Linked DNA regions of Homo sapiens: region 1 is linked to region 2. Evidence: chromatin contacts called from ENCODE Hi-C or POLR2A ChIA-PET data. All regions are on one chromosome and are shown on one strand. The core of a region is the stretch at or near the end of the contact, and the rest is flanking DNA. Distances in the headings are between cores, read along the strand shown. Region 1 overlaps LOC101927421 (a long non-coding RNA gene). Region 2 has its middle 260 kb from the start of ZNF608.

The links. A loop is a pair of places that touch in the nucleus more often than their neighbours do. ChIA-PET counts read pairs that join two places held with the same protein, here RNA polymerase II (POLR2A).
Region 1: a loop to region 2 is called in a map of IMR-90, with 9 times the contacts of the local background. The contact joins two enhancer-like sites. A Hi-C loop is called at or near these places in 3 of 168 maps with a recorded cell type or tissue (Caco-2, IMR-90 and PC-3) and 1 of 37 single-sample maps with no recorded cell type. POLR2A ChIA-PET finds 5 or more read pairs at or near these places in 4 of 52 experiments (K562, OCI-LY7, activated CD4-positive, alpha-beta T cell and 1 more).

What each region holds. Positions count from the first base shown.
Region 1 is chr5:125,038,587-125,045,444 of GRCh38, forward strand. LOC101927421 (a long non-coding RNA gene) reads left to right here. Exons shown (of 6, transcript NR_109882.1): 2 at 3,571-3,653. Among named protein-coding and RNA genes, the nearest start is that of ZNF608, 300 kb to the left of the region's middle. Within about 2 kb of position 5,382, at least 8 of the 41 ENCODE cell types and tissues checked have a DNase peak (open chromatin) inside an H3K27ac peak, as active enhancers do.
Region 2 is chr5:125,003,787-125,010,322 of GRCh38, forward strand. No RefSeq gene overlaps it. Among named protein-coding and RNA genes, the nearest start is that of ZNF608, 260 kb to the left of the region's middle. RefSeq lists a silencer at 2,786-2,835. Within about 2 kb of position 2,530, at least 3 of the 41 ENCODE cell types and tissues checked have a DNase peak (open chromatin) inside an H3K27ac peak, as active enhancers do.

The sequences.
Region 1 (6,858 bases), core at 4,132-6,631, 38 kb after region 2:
TCCTGTGTACTCCACCCTGACTGCCAGTGAAGGCACCTGACCACAGGTCCTCACTCTCTCTCGGCTCTCCCCACTGCTTGGCTGAGCCCGCTTCCTTGGCACTCCTCCCATATGGCCCCCTCTCAGCATGCAGTAACTGGCTCTCCAGGACTTGCAAGTATCACACATCTTGTTTCCTGGAGGCTCTCCTGTGTCTTCTTTTGTGGCTGTACTTGACTGACCTTTTCCTAAAGGAACACAGAACAACAATACCACTCAGTGACATCTATTTTCCCATGTCGAATTTCAACATAATAAAAAAAGTACATGATAAATGCTTAGCAAAGTAGCGAGAAAGGCTAATGAGGTAAATGTGCATGTTTTACCTGCATTAGTCAACTTGGGCTGCCATAGCAAAATACCATAGACTGGGTAACTTAAACAACAGAATTTGTTTTTTCACAGTTCTGGAGGCTGGAAGTCCAAGATCAAAGTGTCAGGATGGTCCCATTCTAGTGGGGACCCTCTTCCTGGCCTGTAGATGGCCACCTTCTTGCTATGTCCTCACATGGCCTTTCCTCTGTGTGCATGACGAGAGAAATCTCTAGTTTCTCTTGTTCTTCTTACAAGGCCAACAGGTCTATTGGATCAGGGCTCCACTCTTATACCTCATTTCACTTTAATCACCTCCTTAAAGGCCCTTTCTCCAATGCAATCACATGGAGGGGGCTTAGGGCTTCACGACATTAATTTAGAGGGAACACAATTCAGTCCATAGCACTACACATCTTGCCAAACCTTCACTTGACCTCCAACCACCATCTTTTTTCATAACCATCTTCCTCAAATGAGAGGGTATAGCTATGTACATTTCTTCACCAGACATCATGCTTTGAACGCTTCATAATCTGTTTTACTCTCTCAAAACTCCACTGAAATTTCTTTCTTTTCTTGGTTTTCACACTCCTTTACTTCTCTGTTGTATCCATGGTGTTTTCTGTCCCTGCGTCTCACAATTCCTTGCTCTTGTGGCTTTTCAGTGTATTCATCCGGTTTGTAATAATTTATTTGCCCTCTTTTTTTCTTCCAACTGCTTTTTGAAAACGTTTAATTTGAAAAAATACAAAATTGGAGAGAATAGTGTACTAAGCTCTCATGTATCCACCTCATCATACTATGGCAAATCTATTTTTATTGATATCCCCCTCCCCAGGATTATTTTGAAACAAATCCTAGATAACATATTATTCATACAAAAATGCTTCAGAAAGTATTTCTTATATATTTACAAAATTACAACCACAATACTATCGCATCTAAAGAAATTAACAGTAATTCTTTAAATATCATCAAATATCCTGAAAGTGTTCAAAGATTCCTGATTGTCTCATAAATATTTTTTCATAGTTAATTTGCTCAAATTAGAATCCAAATAAAACTCAAACACTGGCCAGGTGCGGTGGCTCAGGCCTCTAATCCCAGCACTTTGGGAAGCCAAGGCGGGTGGATCACCTGAGGTCAGGAATTTGAGACCAGGCCAGCCAACATGGTGTAACCTTGTCTCTACTAAAAATACAAAATAATAATAATAATTAGCTTGGCGTGGTGATGAGCGCCTGTAATCCCGGTTATTTGGGAGGCTGAGGCAAGAGAACCACTTGAGCCTGGGAGGCGGAGGTTGCAGTGAGCCGACATTGTGCAGCTGCACTCCAGCTTGGGTGATGGAGTGAGACTCTGTCTCAAAAAAACAAAACAAAAACAAAAAAACTCAAACACCACAAGGTTGATGTGCCTCTTCAGTATCTTTTAATCTACAGATAACACCTCCCTTTTATGTTTAATTTTTTGAGACAGAGTCTTGCTCTTCACCCAGGCAGGACTGCAGTGGCGCAATGTTGGCTCACTGCAAGCTCCACCTTCCGGGTTCACACCATTCTCCTGCCTCAGCCTCCCGAGTAGCTGGGACTATAGGCGCCTGCCACCACGCCCAGTTAATTTTTTGTATTTTTAGTAGAGACGGGGTTTCACCGTGTTAGCCAGGATGGTCTCGATCTCCTGACCTCGTGATCTGCCCGCCTCAGCCTCCCAAAGTGTTGGGATTACAGGCGTGAGCCACCGCGCCCGGCCTCCCTTTATGTTTTGTTTTTTAATTTATTTTTTGAAGGCAGCAGGTTATGCATCCTCTGGAGTTTCTCAAGTTGAGATTTTGTTGATTGCATTCCATGGTGTCATCGCTGTAAATGGTGGTAAAATCTAGTAAGGCTTGATCAGATTCAAGTTCAATTTTTTTCCCCAATAATATTTTAATTTTAGGCTGTGATACCAAGTGCTGTTTCTCATCCTTGGTCTTCAGGGTGGACTCTTGCTAAGCTTCAATCTTTAGAACTCAGTTCTTACGTTCTTTAGGAGTAGTAATATGTACCCAAATTTTAGCTATGATTTCTAAAAAGTGAGAGAATGTTGGCCTAAGATGATAACAGAATTTAGCACTGAAAGAAAAGTTAGACAGCAGTCAACGCAGGGCTCTGAGAATGGTGTTTTCTAATCTACTTTGTGAATAATGAGCTCATAGGCAAATAATTTTGGGAAAACCCCGAGTAAGTAAACTAACACAATTTTCTTTACAATATAAAGGTACATTGCAAATCTAAGGAGGGAGATATGGTAATTAGTGTTTCCTAAACTTATTTCACCATACAACTACCCTTCGCATGATGATATTTATTGAAGTTCTCTTATAAACAGTGTTTTACACTGAGAATGCTGAATAATTGGGTCACAGTGAAGGTCTAGGACTCTCAACACTGTTTATAATGTAGTAAGCAGATAAGCAGATGTTTTATCTGAACTGCTTTGTACAGAATAAGACAATTTACTTAAAAAAAAAAAAAAAAGAATCTCCCGCCTTCACCTAAGTTTGAGCGCTTCCCACCACCCCCCACCCCGCCCCCGCCCCCAGCAAGCCTGCCTTTCCCCTTGGGAATACACTGTCAACAAAACACAGCAATGAAATCAGCTTCATCACTCTTAGTATCTCTTCTCCCTTTCTTCTGCAGTAAGATAATACCTGCTTTTTAACAATGGACTTCCAGACTAAAGGTTATATATTCTAGCATAGTAGCTGTTGTTTCTCAGTGTGTAGTACAATTAAGGGCAGAAAAATTCAAATTGGTTCTTAGGAATATGAAGAGATGCCTTATTAGCAGAATAAAAAATATTAACACTTGATAATTCCCAGAAACATAATGGGCTCATGTTTGACTGCATTTTGAATCCCTACAGCTCTCACATCTCTTTAATTTTTTCTACTGTTGTTTCCTGCATTCACTGAGTTAGCATTTCTCGAATATGCTTTGGGCTCTGTGTTTACTATGACAGATATGCCATGCTTCTTGTTGGGGGCTGGACATGGTGGATGACATCAGTCACACAAACTGTTGATTATAACGAGTAGTATGTGCAGTGATGCTTTATGCAGGGTACTATGGGAGCACAGTGGCACTCTTATTCTGATTAACCTTGTCACTAGTAAGTCATTTTAAATTCTCAAGACTTAGGACAGTGTTTCCTACTTTTGTTTCCTCCACACAGCATGGAACAGTTCTGGGAACACAGCACTGATAAAACTCTTAGGGATGAATTTACCTATACCTGTGTTTCAGCCTTGTGATCTGGTGAGTATTCAGCTAATTTTCTTGTGGTCTTTTCCTCCCTTTGTTAGGCAAAAATTATACAAATGTAAACCAGCTGAGTTTTACAGTGTGGTTTGATGGCAGCAAGTTTGAGAGGGACAAAATACCATTATGACCACCTGCCAAAATTTCCCTTTGCAACCAGGAAAGCCAGACCCTGACATGCAAAGCCTCTTGGACATCTGGAATGAATTCCTTTTGTTATGTGTGTATGGGTGCTTTCCAAGAAAGGGAAGTTCCAGATTTAAGAAAGGAGTGAGAAACTTTTATCAGGAAAAATTATTCACAATTAAGAGGTACTTTGCTCTAGCTGTGGGTCACAGGAAAAGTTTACAAATGTCCAGTGAATCTGCTTCTTGACTTCTCTGAGTTCTGCAGTCATAATGAATTGTGTTCTTCCTTAGCTCTTGACAGAAGTCACCCTCTAAAGTTAGATCTGAGCAAAGAGTCTTAATTGGCCGATAGATCCCAAGTGACTTTTGGTTCACATATGGAGAGCAGTTTTGTTATGTCAAATCCCAGCAGTTTAGCTTTGTGTCTAACTCTGGATAAAAATGTTGATATTAAACTGGTAGCAAGTAAAAGCAATTCTAATTTTATGTTGCATAAACTAAAGCTCCTTCTTTTGACAAAAACTAAAGGATTTAAAATTACTTCTTGTTGATGTCTCTATAAAACTATGAACCTTCTAGAGGCTCCAATATATCGAATTACATACACATGTACATTCACACCTACAGAAGTCACCTATCTCCCTGAATGAATTTATGTTTATGTAACTACTTACATACTTGTGCCCAAAGGCTTATATTCATGAATGGAAATGGACCCTAGCTGATGGTATTGAGCAGTAAAATTTTATGTGAGAGTTTTGGGTCTTTGCTGCTGAGATAGGAATCTTGCTGAATTTTAAAGGTGACTAGTTAAAAGAAATAAAACATAGTTCACCCTTTCAGTTGGAGGAGAACAGAGTATTTAACAATAGGTTTCCTCTTTGAACTGATGTTCCATGGGAAGAATGGCTGATAATAAATGGAAATGGTGGCTCGAAGAATGTTGTAAGTTTACTTCCTGAGAGAAGTCATTTAGAATCTATCATTTCTGAGGCAGATATAATTTCACTGATCCTTTTGTCTCTTTATATTCTTTTGTCTCTCTATATTCTTTATATCCTGCAGATTTGGCACTAGTTACTATATTTCTTTGTGTTGACCCTGGTCAAATGAGCTTGAGCTACATTATTGTTGTTTCTTGTTTTTCTCTTCTTTTTTCAATGACTCACATTTTCACTAGATTAAGAATAATATTAACCTCTTTTTGGTGTAAAGTATAGCACTGTGACATGTAATATCTCATTGTAACTGAGCTTTGCAATATATTTGCAAGGAAAGTAGAGGTGGTAGCAATATCTCTGTTTGGCATATGAGGAAACTGAGGCTTAGAGAGCCTAAGTGAATTTCCTAAGCTTTCACTGCCAGGACCAAAAAGAGCTCCAGCTTGGTTCTCAGTCTCATATTTCAGATGCTTTTTCCAACATACTTCATTGCTTTTACTGGGCAACTGGCTTTCAAACATGTGGTGTGCACAGTTGGTATGTGTGGGACATTCAAGTGAACTTACCTAAAGGCAACAGAATAATCATTTGGAAGGACTGACCCAAATAGACACAGCTCTCTACCCGTGTGAGCAGCAGGTTAGAATGTGGGCAGGCAGCCCAGAATGTGTCTCCTCCCGGGCAGACAGACAGGAATCTCTCTGGAGACTGGCCAGGAGGCCAGAAGGTCTCCCAGAGACTCAAGAGGGCTGCCAGGAGGAATCTATAATGATTCCATTTTAGGTTTAAAGGACATTATAGTCACAGCAGGCGTATCTAGTACTATACATGATGCTGACACAAATGCACATATATTGGCGTCTGATGTAGATAGATGATATCTTGCTGTGAAGGGTGAACGAACAGGCAGTTTTCTACTTTTAACTTTCAGTCAAACCAATCAACATAAACCAGCCAGCAGCGTATGTGGGATGACAGATACTTCCAGATCTTTGCTGATTGCACTAGCCGGATAATTAATTTGGGCATAAGTCATGGTTGGACTCCTCTGCCACTGCATGTTCAGATTTTTCCCACGACTGATTGTGGCAGAGGCTGCTAATTTTCTACCCAACATCCACTTCGTTCTCCTTTTTCAGTAATAGGACTCTGTTTTTGTAGAGGACAGCCAGAGTATAATTAAAAGACCATTTTCTACATTTCCACTTTGCAGCCAGGAGTGGCTGTGTGGGTATGTTTTAGTCAGTGAAAGGTTAGCAGAAATATGTAGGACTTTTGGGAGATTTTCTTAAAGAGAAGTGGATTGACCTCCCTTCTTGCTGCCTGGAATGTGGGTGTGCTCTAGAAGCTATCTTGTAAGTGTGGTGACCAGGCTGCCATCGTAGGAATCTAAGAGTAGGGGACAGGCAGGAGCTTGAGTCATCCAAAACTCCATGAAGCTGCTTTGACAGTCTTGGCCTGCTGACCTCCAGACTTATTTTGTGTGTAGGGAAATATGCTTCTAGCTTGCTTAATACGCTGTGGTTGTTCGTTATATTGCAGTGGGGACCTTACACCAAGTGATGCCTAGATGGGCACATGGTGCTAGAAGAGATCTAAAATGCGATAAAAATACAGGTGAAAAAAGATTTTAAAATATAAAGGAAGAAATAATTTGGGGTCTAATAAGAAAAGAAGCGAGTGATTGTAGCTGGGTGATATTTAACTCCGCTGTTTTCCAATTCTTTCTGCTCCTGCCCTTTGCCCTACTCTTTAGGCACCACTGCCCTGATGGCAGAAATGATACAGAGAGCAAAGTGTCAAATTACTGGCTTCCAAAGGTCTGTGTAGGCTCTTAATAGTCTATAGAAAATATCATAATGTTTTTAACTTACGTGACTTTATTATGGAGAATTTACAACTCACTCAAGAGTAGGTGGAGTTGTATAGTAATCCTCTATACTCGCCATCCAGTTTCAACAACCATTCATCCTTGGTGAATCCTGTCCCATCTACACCTGCATCCACTTCTCTCTTCTCATTGCTTTTAAAATAAATTTCATATTTTGGCATAATTTTAGATTTATGGAAAAGTTGCAAAGATAGGACAATTTTCACATACTCTTTACCTATGTCTCCCTATCTTACGATTCC
Region 2 (6,536 bases), core at 1,280-3,779:
CTGTATATCTGGAAATCCAGAAATACATATTTAGGAACAAACCCTATATATAATTGTTTACATCCACATCAGTTTGGTATTTGACATTTACTTACGTTACACACACACACACACACACACAAACAAACACACTGCATAGTTTATTTATTACATAATTCATTGGACCGAATTTATTAAATCATACCAGGGCTTAGCCTTGTATGGTCTATTGATTTCTAGTTTAGTCCTAGATTATAACTTGACCTACTCTTCTGCTAGATGGTTTACAAAAACCGCGAACAAAATTTCACAATGCTAAAGACATAAAAAGCAAATAAAAATCCACCATGCTAAATGCTCTCAAGAAGGTCACCTTTCTAATCCAGCTACTGTTACCAGAGAATACCTACAACAAAGACAAGTTTGTTTATGACTGTGGTCCGCTGCTTATCTGCACAATTTATTGGTCACATAAAATATTTTGTAATTTCGTACTACAGTGGGTTTGACAGAAATGTCCACATATCTTACGTAATACTTTGACTGGTTCTATCTATTTAAATTTAAATCTAAGTATATTATTTGTAAAGTTTCTAGGTTGAGTGTAAACATTGCACTGTATGCATAAATGGTTAAACCTAACCTAAACATAACCATCACATTTCTAAGAAAAGTATTTTTCTTCCTATATTTTCTTTGAGTAAGCAGAAAAAAATCCATCAGTACTTACATTTAGGCACATATCAAGCTCCATTGTTTACTTTAAGAATTAGAGTATAAATGAACTTCTTTCTTTTATATAAATGCACATATTTTTACACTGAAATCTCTCAGCTAACTCGTGACACTTGACATTAATCACATACATAGATCAACAAAGACTTTGCTTTCATATAGAAAGTAATTTCAAACATATTTCTAAATTATGACTTGTTATTGCAGTCAATTTAATTATCTAGCTAATGACAATGTATGTTCATAATCAAAGTAGTCAAAAATACCAAGTTTAGTAATTAGACCATATAATTCCTTAACAACTCAATTTATAATGGAAAAGTACAATGCTTTTAGACAATGTTCTTCAAATACTCCTCTATATTCAGAATTAGGAATTCCACAGTGTATTCTTTTGACATTTAAAGCTGGAGATGGAGTGTTTAGGTTAGAAGCGTAGCTCCCTCCTGTATTCTACCTGAAATTGCTTGTAAGTCACATTACATTCTAAATCCATTTCCCCTCAAACCATGCTGAGGGTATAACATTTACTCTCTGTCATTAATGTTCTTTTCTGTAAGACATACCAATATGAATTGTAACACAATGAAACAATTAATCTTTCTTGGGCAATTTTAATGATTCTATAATTATAGAAAACTATAGAAAATCATGTTTTCCCGTTTATCAACTCAGATACTCAGTGACATTTCAATGCCAAAGACAAAAAAAAAAAAAAAAAAAAAAAAGGCGGGGTGGGGGGGGGAAGGGGAGAATCTCCTGTATTTTCATTTTAAGAGTATCATACTAACGGAAATCTATAAACTAAACATAGATAGTGTCACAAATGCAAACTGACACATGGCATAACTGGTGGCTGTGCAAAAATCCAGCCGGAAAAGTACTAAAATAGGCTAATTTCATTTCTGCCAGCTGCCTGCCTTTCCATTCTTTATCTCAGCTATTAGGTTTGAATAAATTTCATCTCCCACACTACAAGTAATGAGCAGGCAATGACTTATGAAGCACCGAGACCAAGTTAAGACAGAATTAGAATACAATTTTAATGAGACGGAGCTGAGAAAGTGGAAGTGTTACTCCTTTGACAGACTTGGCAAAATACCCAATATTATTTCAAATGCTCTTTCCTTTTTACAAAGAAACTGTCAAATATTAAAATAAAAATTATAAAAAATAAGACTGAGGAATTCTTTAGGGGCAGATTGTTAATGTGATTGTAAGCTAAAAATAGTTATTAGAGAAGTCATTTAAGGAAGAGAGCAAATGTGACTTCAATGTAAACATATTAAATATAAATACTCCTCTGAAAACAAACAACATGCTTTGGTTTCTCTGGGAAAAAAAAAAAGCAATTAACATTCAGGTAACATGCATCTCTTTGAAATGAGGTCCAGAAATTGTTGGGGGAATGGAGAGTAGACAAATATTTTCTTTGTTAGCACTTAATTGGAAGTCTATAAAATAATGTTATTATATGGCTTTGAAATACACTCAAAATAAACTGGTGTAAAAACAAGATAAACTCAAGCATGATTTTTTTTTAACATCCAACGTTCAGTACACCAGGTGGTGGGGGCAGTCCCCTGGAAGCATAAAGGGAAGTGGTCTTTGGCTAATAAGGAAGGTTTGCACCACAATAAAAGCATTTATTTTCACACTTAAAATCATGGGGAAGGTGTTCAATGGAAAAACCCAAATGCCACAAAATAACAAGAACAACTAAAATTGTTAAGGACTTCAAACTACCAAAACTAATGAAAGGGATTTTCCAGCCTGATGCCCCCACTCATATTAGGTAACGACGTCCCATCCTCCTTAGATGCCCTGTGCCTTCTCAGCTAAGCTGAGCTGAGGTCTGGGCCAAATTGAGCAGCACAGCAAGGCTACTTATACTCTACACTTTAAATTAATTCCTCCAAACATCCCCCAAACAGTTACTGGAGGCTTTTTTTCTCCCCCTCCCCCCACATACCCCTTACTGTTTCTGTCTTTCGTTTAGTGATTACTTCCTGTCGGTTTTTCTAGTGCCTAAAACATATGTGATTTGCTGCAGGCAGTCAGTATTTATAAGGAGAGCCTCACAGCAGGTGCCACTTACAAAAAAAGGCCCCTGTGAGCATGAGTGCACAAGTGTTATCCCATGACCCAAGGGTCATGCTGCTGTTCCTACACAATGTTTAGCAAAGGAAGGTTCTTTCCATCAACAACTGATAAACAGTATTCGTCTGATCGGCCAGATTTTTTATGAAATGATAAAGCGAATGAATATATCTATGCGTCTTTAAAAAGATACATGCATGCTTTCAAAATTATATGTAGCTATTCTGACTCTGCGGTCAACAAATGACCAGAAAAAAAAATCTAGTAATTTTTTAATGCTGATGGGTAATTTCACTCGGTGCCCCCAGTCTTCCATGCCCCAAATTCACTTCCTTGACTTTGAAGTCTGGGTCCCTTAAAGCTGTGAAATTTCCTGGATAACAAACAATGCTAAGAAAACTTTGTTTTGAGAAAATAGATTTGATAGCCATGGGACCTGTAAATGTAGTTTGCTTTTTACATCCAATAACAGTGACCAAAAAGGGGTGTGCTACCTTTTCCCATAAATGTTTCCATTCTTTAAACAGCATGTTAGAAATTCAGTTAAAGGGATTTAATGGAGCTAATTATAGTTGGTGAACCTCTCTAGCTTTCTTCTTGTTTTTCCCCCTGAGAGTTGTTCAGCATCACCCACTTGCAATGCAAGCTTTCCTTAGCCTGGATCTGTCCAGTGATGCTCCCTATTCCACGGGCCCCCATCAGCATATCTATTGTAACTTATTGTGAAAATCAGACCCAAGAAATCCAAAGAAAGCCCAAGGCAATACGGGGAGTTTTAAAACTGTTCTCCCAAGTATGATCAACAAATCACATTTTGGTGTATTTAAGGTAATCCTTTTGGGAGGCCTAATTAAGTTGGTAGGAAAATTATGTGATATCTATTTTATATTATAATATTATATAAAATATAGGTTATATATTCCAAGGTTATATATTATATAGGTTATATATTACAAGGTTTGTCATGTTTTATATATGAAACATGATACAAAATTGGAAGATGTATTTCCAATTCATGAAAGAATAATGAAAGAAGACAAAAGAATGAAGCTTTAGTTGTCTACCATGTTATACATTTACAGTATGCATAGGGGAAAGGTCACATTGTCAGTTTATATCCAACAAAGATTACTTAAGAAATTTGGATTTTCACAAATAATAGAGTCTTATGCTCCCATCTCCCTGTTACCAGCCACCACCTCCCCACCCCTCAACAACCTGATTTCTAAGTAAGAACCCTATTTAGTCCTCAATAACAGAATAAGAAATATTCTTGGTCTGTCATTTGGTCAGTGTCAGATACTAATATGGCAAAAATTAAAATGCTAAGTACTGCTTAATTTCCAAAAAATTTTATGAATCTTGCTCACAAAATTCAGAGGTGGACCTCGGATATGGCCTTGGACTTGGAAGATGGAAAACACACTTGTAATTCTCATTGCCCCTGGTTGTAGGTACTATATCCCATCTATTCCTTCTCCTTTAACTCCTTCCTCCATTTTGGTGTTTTAATTTTTCCCACATGGAACCTTGGGCATACTCCCATTGTGACAGGTACCTTTGTATACAGGCAGCTTTCTCACTAGACTGTTAGATTCTTTTCTGTGCCTAAGAATTAGGATATTGATGATTGGTTGCTGAAAGGATGGATTATAAGATAATGACTAATGCAGTTCAGTGATGGGTAGATGGTCACTCAAGAAGGCTGGCTTAGAGTCCTGGGGACCGGGGTTCATAGAGAGTCGTCATAGAGTATGACAACCATCATAGAGTATGAAAGCTGGCAGGAGAAACTAGTTATACTTCTCTCCTTCAATTTCACTTTTGACTTTCCAGAATGGTGTAACAAATTAAGATTAGACTGAAAATTAAGATTGAACTGAATCAGACTCTTTAAATTGGAGTTCCATTTCTAATGATGTCAGTTCTCTCTTGGTGAAATAGGACAAGTTTCTTAACCTCCCAGATCCAATTTCCTCTTTTGGAAATATGGGAATTAACAGTACCTACCTCACAAGATTAAATGAAATATCACGTGTAAAGCACTCAGTGCAAGCTCAACAAGTCATCTTTCCCTCTCTTGTACTTTCATCCAAGCAGTCCTTGTTGCATATCTGACATTTAGAAACTTGGCCTTGTCAATGTTTAAGCAATGATGGTGTTGAGAATCAATAAGCCTTGTTAGGGAGTAATGTTTTTCATAGATTCTCCAGCCATATTTTTCATGATAAGAGGTTTTTCTGAGAGGTGATTTCTGACATTCTGCACAAATCAAAATTATTCAAGGAGACAAAGGCATTGATCATCTTCTCGTTGCTTGTTTTCCTTGACCCCTCTGGCAGCTTTACCAGCATTCTCTATAAATGCCACATATAAATTAAAACTGGCTTTTGCAAGTAGATAATTCACCCCACCTAGCCCATTTGCCTAGTTCCAGGGAAATTTGCCCCTTGATAGTATTTTTTAAATATTGACAAAATTTTAATTGTGTTAAAAAACATATAACATGAAATTTAACATCTTAACCATTTTAAAACATACAGTTCAGTAGTTCTGTTGTACAACAGATCTCCAGAACTTTTTTTACCTTGCGAAGCTGAAATGCTATCCCCATTGTACAACTACTTCCCATTTTTCCCTCCCCCAGCACCTCTGGTGATATTTTTAATTGTTGGTTTTGGTCAAATTTCAGATGTGGTGACATAAGAATACATATCTGGTCATTATTAGAGTAACCTTACAAAATAGCTTTTTTTCATTGAAAAACATCTATGTTCACAAATGCGGTATTTAAAATGCTCATTTTCTGCTACACATAACATTAATAATAAGAGTAATTACCCAAGAAATATGGGACTTTAAAGCTCATTCTCACCCTGAAGACACCGAGAGATTATGTTTTTAACCTTGGGCTCTGATTTGGTTGTGAATGGAAGATGGTATAATGTATAAAGATGGTTTTCCATAGAAGATGGTGATTATGCTGAAGACAACTAGATTACACGCTCTTTGGCCATGCAAAGTGATTCTTGAAATACTACCTGGATAATTGAGGTCAAAGTGATTTTTTGGCATCTAATCTACCACTTCTCTGCCTCATTTGGCATATTTAGATTCAGCCTATACCAGTATTTGAGGGAGGCTTAATTTCTTTGAATGCGTTACAACTTAGAACATTAATTGCTAAACAAATACTATAGTAAAGCCACAAAATGTGAAAAAAATAGTTAACAGCAAAGGAAGGAGAATTTTACTTCAGATCCTTAATTCTTATTATGTATGATTGTATTCCAATTCAGTTTTCTGATTTGCCTACTAACTTTCAATGTTGATTTCAGATAATAATATAAATCCTGAAATCACATCTGTCTAGCATTGCTAGGCTTTTCTTCCTACCTGGTCACTAAATATTTTTCTTTCATTCTCATCCCCCATGTATAAATAAAACACTTTTTAAGCATTGAGAATATTATCTTAAACAGATTCTCTGAAAATGATTTACAACAAATTCCACATTGTACATTGGGGAAGAATATTAATTCCATTATATGAGCATATTTCTTTTATAAAACCTCCACTCATTCATATCGGCACATTTAGTCATGATAACCATAATTAAAATGTCCTTAAATTTATTACTATGGCAGATTTTAAAATCACAATAGAAAACAGGATTCACTGTTGCGTTTCTTAAAGTCAAATCATCTTGACAAGCTAAGGTC